Regions from separate parts of the Homo sapiens genome. Here region 2 is linked to region 1. A link is a loop called in an ENCODE intact Hi-C map of the cell type or tissue named here. Cell type or tissue: A673. All regions are shown on one strand. Each heading gives the region's core, and the rest is flanking DNA. Links, peaks and the distances in the headings are about the cores only. Region 1 holds the start of LOC105378023 (a long non-coding RNA gene). Region 2 has its middle 100 kb from the start of FILNC1.

The links. A loop is a pair of places that touch in the nucleus more often than their neighbours do. Peaks named below come from ENCODE experiments on the same cell type or tissue, not always from the same donor. Only the 100,000 strongest peaks of a DNase experiment are listed, where the experiment ranks them.
Region 2: a loop joins it to region 1, with 14 times the contacts of the local background. A loop is called at or near these places in 3 of 110 quality-filtered maps.

The regions. Positions count from the first base shown.
Region 1 is chr6:139,522,799-139,525,719 of GRCh38, forward strand. It overlaps LOC105378023 (a long non-coding RNA gene), which reads left to right and starts at 2,025. Exons shown (of 3, transcript XR_943067.2): 1 at 2,025-2,921. In A673, for the core only: no CTCF peak of the experiment used is centred there; a DNase peak (open chromatin) is centred at 1,403; H3K27ac peaks cover 2,374 bases.
Region 2 is chr6:139,869,998-139,872,918 of GRCh38, forward strand. No RefSeq gene overlaps it. Among named protein-coding and RNA genes, the nearest start is that of FILNC1, 100 kb to the left of the region's middle. In A673, for the core only: no CTCF peak of the experiment used is centred there; DNase peaks (open chromatin) are centred at 1,504 and 2,044; H3K27ac peaks cover 2,500 bases.

The DNA of each region.
Region 1 (2,921 bases), core at 152-2,651:
GAATTAAGAGATTTCCTTCACAAAGCTCCCTGCCTTATACCGACTTCCAGTATAGAGACCTAGGCACCATAAGTACAGAAATTTGCCTTAACAAATCATCTTCATTTCCCTAAAACATAGGAATGTTTTCCTAAAAATCTGTTCCTTCTCATTATCTTCCTGAAGAGGTCTTCTCAAGTTTCCAGAGTATTCATAGACTGACTAAGACATGGGTAAGTAAATATACCAAAGGTGAAAAAAAGGAAAAGTTGAGGAATGTCATTTCCCCTGAAGGAGATTTTTCAATAAGCAGGTGAGAGGTATGGGAATGTGTTTAGAATGTGTTCTAAGAACGTTTTGTTCTAAACAGGACTGGAGTAGGGTGTCTGTAGTGATGGTGAGACCAGTGACCCCTTGGCAGTGTGAAAGTTGAATGAAATATCAGTGAGAGTTTTGCTTGGCCATGGAATCGTTGTTACATAATGTTGCTCCTCAGTGACAGAAAGGAAAAATGGCATTATTGTCAAACAATATTTGTTTTTAAACCTAGGTAGACTTGACAATGTTTAAGATGCTAAAGAAAATTAAAACTCTTTCCCTTTAGGGAAATTAAAGTTTGAAAGACAACATGATTGGCAACCTGTATAGTAATTTTTATTTCTGTTTTCCAAATAAAAGAAATTAGAAGACTGTACCTTTTTATTCTCTGCCCTCTGACACTGATCTTTTCTTTCTTCTGTTGCAAGTAAGTGTTTGGTGGTGAGGAAAGGTGAGGAGGTGTATGGGCGTGAGGAAAGGTGAGGAGGTGTATGGGCGTGCTTTCATTGTAGAAGAGACAAGGCAGCTGATTAGAGAAAACAAAGCTGGTTGGAGAAGAGGGGTGGGAAAGTTCATTCATTACATTTTTAAAAATTAGGATATAATGGACTAATTATAAAATGTCAAGATTTCACTAACACATTCCATGTTTCTTTTCTATTAAGAGAAATTGTAATAATTGTTGAGCTTGCTTCCTTCTTTTAAGTAGGAACCTATGATCTTCTAATCTTCATATGGGATGCCTTTTATGTTGAATAATGTCTAAGGAGCAGAGCAAAGCTCTAAGTCACTATTAACCCTATAATAAAGCAGAACACACAAAATGATGGATTTTGAAGGCTACGTTAGAAAATTACATTTTATTTATTTAATGTTTGACTAGGTTGAAAGACACATGATACCCAATATTAAAACATACACAGTGAGTCCATTTCCCTTCAGTCTGCTGCCCACAACCACCGAGCTTTTCTCCTCAAAGACAATCATCCTTATCATTTTATTTTATTTTTTCCAGAGATAGTTTATTAGAAGATTCTTTTAAAAATATTATTTGAATGCTTCTGATGACATCAGGTTATGAGGCTTAACCTTTCCCCACCGGGGAAAATTTCTTGGCTCCTTTTGGGCAAAAGGGAAGAAGATAAGCTCAGATTTCCTTTTTCCTTCCTTCCTTCCTTCCTTCCTTCCTTCCTTCCTTCCTTCCTTCCTTCCTTCCTTCCTTCTTTCCTTCTTTCCCTCCCTCCCTCCCTCCCTCCCTCCTTCCTTCCTCTCTCTCTCTCTCTCTCTCTCTTTCTTTCTTCAGGGTCTCACTGTCACCCAGGTTTGAGTGGCACTATCTTGGCCCCCCACAACCTCTACCTCTCGGGCTCAAGTGATTCTCCTGCCTCAGCCTCCAAAGCAGCTGGTACCACAGGTGTGCACCACCATGCCTCTCTAATTTTTTGTATTTTTGGTAGAGATGGGTTTTCACCATGTTGCCCAGGCTAGTCTTAAACTCTGAGCTCAGGCCATCCACCTGCCTCGGCATCCCAAAGTGCTGCGATTACAGGTGAGAGCCGCTGCGCCTGGCCTCGGATTTTCTTTAGAGAGTGACTGCCTCATGACAACCCTGAAAGGTAGCTAGAGCCAACTCTACTTTCTATATAAGGAAAATTGTGATTCCTGGGTTTAGAGCCCCTTCCTCATTTTCCTTGTGTTGCAGTGGTGCTCGGCCAACCCACAGGGCTTCTCTGGCACCAGCTCAATGGCTCTAGTGTAGGTGCAAATTGGTTTTCCTGTTTTGAAACCATGTTCCAAAATAGCTTGTAAGGGGCCAGAAAACTTCAAATGTATACTAGCAATGCCCAGAGTTCTAACAGAATTCTGAGTGCACGAATACAAATAAGCACACGACCTCCTCAGGTCTCACTGCCCAACTCTGATGGCAGCTTGAATGGGCTCCACAATTCGTAAAAACTCTCAGGAGGAGAGGTTGGGCTCATTTCTTCTATTTAGCCACAATAAAACACATTAAGAATGGTGGTGATTTAAGACAGATTTGCTGGGAGTGTCTGGCAATTGTTCATCATCGTTGATGCTTTTTATCTGCAAAGTTTTTGTCATCCTTGCCCCATCTCCCAGTGCACCCCATTTCGTTCTTGAGGGGGCACTTCTGGCAACAACAACGATGAGGCATCTGAGATTGTCAGCTGCTCTCTCAGTTATCGGTGGAATTTCACTTGTTTGAGTTTTCTTATTTGTGCACATCTTGATTTGGTTATACATGCCCCAATTTCTTTCAGGCCTTTGCAGATTTGGCCATGATGGACTTATAGCATTTATTTTAGAATTGCTTTTAAAATACGGATCATAAATAGTTTCTGAAGCATTCAACAGAAGGACATGTTGTTCCCTGTTTGTATCACGATGTCATGTTGGATTGTCATTAATAATTGGTTTGCATCATCCATGTGCTACTACCCCCACTTTCCAAGGGTAATAATTTTGACATTATTTTTAGTCCATCTACATAGTTCTGAAAACAACCAAGAAGAGGAGGAGTATTCTTTTAAATGACATTCTTTCTGAGCAGGGGCTTATCATCCATCTGTGTTCACAAAGAATGAAGTGTTCTGTTGTTTATC
Region 2 (2,921 bases), core at 144-2,643, 350 kb after region 1:
AGATGCTATTATCACTTTATATATGATCAAATTGAGGCTATAAGAGATTGAACAATTTGACCAATGCTCATACAAGTGGCATATGGTGGGACCAATAGTGTGTCTGGCACTAGAAGCTACAGGCAGTAGCTTCTAAATGCATCACTTTTGGTATGTTTATACAAAAATTTCCATGGTTACATTTCAGGTTATCAATAGGTAAAAACATTTCTTATATTTGTATTTATAATAGAAATCTCCTTATGCCATCACCTTAGAGTAAAACACTGACATCAACAGATTAGTATATTAGAGCAAAGAAGTAAAAAATCATGTTAAAAGTATAAAATTATAGCCAGAGCAGGCCAGGCGCGGTGGCTAACGCCTGTAATCCCAGCACTTTGGGAGGCCGAGGCGGGTGGATCACGAGGTCAGGAGATCAAGACCATCCTGGCTAACATGGTGAAACCCCGTCTCTACTAAAAATACAAAAAATTGGCCAGGAGTTGTGGCAGGCGCCTGCAGTCCCAGCTACTCAGGAGGCTGAGGCAGGAGAATGGCATGAACCCAGGAGGCGGAGCTTGCAGTGAGCCGAGATCACACCACTGCACTCCAGCCTGGGGGACAGAGCGAGACTCCATCTCAAAAAACAAACACACAAACAAAAATTATAGCCAGAGCATCAATTTTGACTATTTTAAAAGTCATCAATTTTGACTATTTTAAATTATATTTAAAGAAAAATATAATGAGCAGAATATTGGTCAGTTATGAAGAAACAGAAGAAGGCTGTTCATAGTGGTGCCTATTCTAGCCCTCTCCAGGAGAGTGAGTATCTGGTCTGGGAAACTGGCCTGTCCAGCCCCAATTATAAACCCAACCTTGATAAGCCACCTCAGGCTGTCCCATTAGACATTCTCTTCATCTTTTGAACTCTCTTTCTGATTCCCTTCTACAAAGAGAATGAGCTGGTCCCTTTAGAAGTTATATTTCTCATAGCATTTGAATAAATTGGGATGGAGTTTATACACCATTCTGTGGAAAAACTACACTCTGAATGTGTGGATGGGTCAAGGTCCTGGGACCATACTTCTGAATAGAAGATTTACCCTCAGGGGCACTTTCTGTGTGCTAAGTGGACACGCCAAGGTAGTGTTGTATTGAGAGTGACTTTTCCTCCTGGAACATTTGCAGGGACATCACAACATTTAATCATGTGCCAATTCAGATATCAAAGTTACAACTTAATATAGGTTGTGGTATCTTTATAAAAAGGATTAAAATAATTATTGCCAAAGTCAAATATATAACATGAATCTATGTAGTATGCCAGAATGTAATGTATAAACACTTTATTTGAAAAATCTTTAGATACTGACATGTTTACTGAACTCTTTCCTTCCTTCCTTCCTTCCTTCCTTCCTTCCTTCCTTCCTTCCTTCCTTCCTTCTCTCTCTCTCTTTCTTTCTGTTTTTTTGAGACACGTTCTCACTCTGTTGCCCAGGCTGGAGTGCAGGTGACCTTATCTCAGCTCAGTGCAACCTCCCCGTCCTGGGCTCAAGCAATTTTCCAGCTTCGGCCTCCAGTGTAGCCGGGACTACAAGCTCGAGCCACCAATGCCCAGCTAATTTTTGTATTTTTTGTAGAGCCAGGGTTTCTCTGCATTGCCCAGGCTGGTCTTGAACTCCTGAGCTCAAAGTGATCCACCCGCCTCAGCCTCTCAAAGTACCTGGAATAACAGGCATGAGCCACTGTGCCCAGCCTGAACTCTCTTTCTTATAGTTTTTTTTTTCTATATGTAGATAACTATAATATAATAGTAAATATCTGTGTGCATCCAAATAGCTCTAAATAGTATGATAATTTGCTCATTAAAAAAAACTGTGGTTAGCTTATTTAGTAATGTGAATGACTTGATCAACTGTAGTTCTCTCAGGATGTACTTTTCTTTGGAAAAAGTTATTTCTCTTTTTGAAGAATAGATTTTGCAGAATGGAGATAGAGTGGGGGAAGGGGACACTTCAAAGTGTGGAAACATGAGGAAACTTCAGAGTTTGTAAGCAATTCAAGGGGCCCCTTAAGGGAGAGGAAATGACCAGAGGGGGATGGAGGGGAGGTGAAGAGAGAGAGAGAGAGAGAGGAGAAAACTGAGGGAAAAAAGAAGGAAAAAGAAAAAAGTTATTTTTGTTAACTATATAATAAATGATAAATATTTTTTGTATTTAAGTAGTTATTAAAACAAATGGTTAACTTGTGTATTGTTTTCCAGCTCTCCTGGTTCTCTCTGCCTTTCCTTGCTTGCTGAAACATTGAGTGTCCTTACATCTGGGCAGTACATCTGGCAAGAAAATGTTTATGATTCCTTTGCTGCTGTTCAAATTCTCAACCTGCTACTAGACTGTTTTTGGAGATGAACTTTTTCCTAAAAAGGCCTTGCTGGTATTGTTTGGAACAAACTTCAGGATCATAATTTTCCAGAAAAAGCAGTTGCCTATTTAAACATTTATTTGACGATAGCATACTCATGTACCTTTTTGTTATCATTACTGTCATTTATGTAGTCATTAATTATTACAAAATTGAACTTTAGCTCGTGTTAGAATGCTATAGCTATGATTGTCATTTTACCTATTTGAAATTTAAATGTTGCCTGTCCAATATTATGTCCATTTTACCAGAGGCTGGAAATTCTATTCTCAAATTAGTGATCTCATCGTTTAAATGATGACTATGGTCCTCAGCAGTGGAGGAAAAACAACATTTGTTGAATCTGACAACTTGATATATTCTTTCTGTTTAGCCTCACTGATGAGGCTATAGAGACTCCTAGAGCCTTGCAGTTGGCAGGAAGCTGTGAGCCCCATGGGCAGCCTCCCATGTTGGCAAGCTCTTTCCCCACCCCAACCAGAGTACAGGGAAATCTACTGTTTCCTTAAACACAC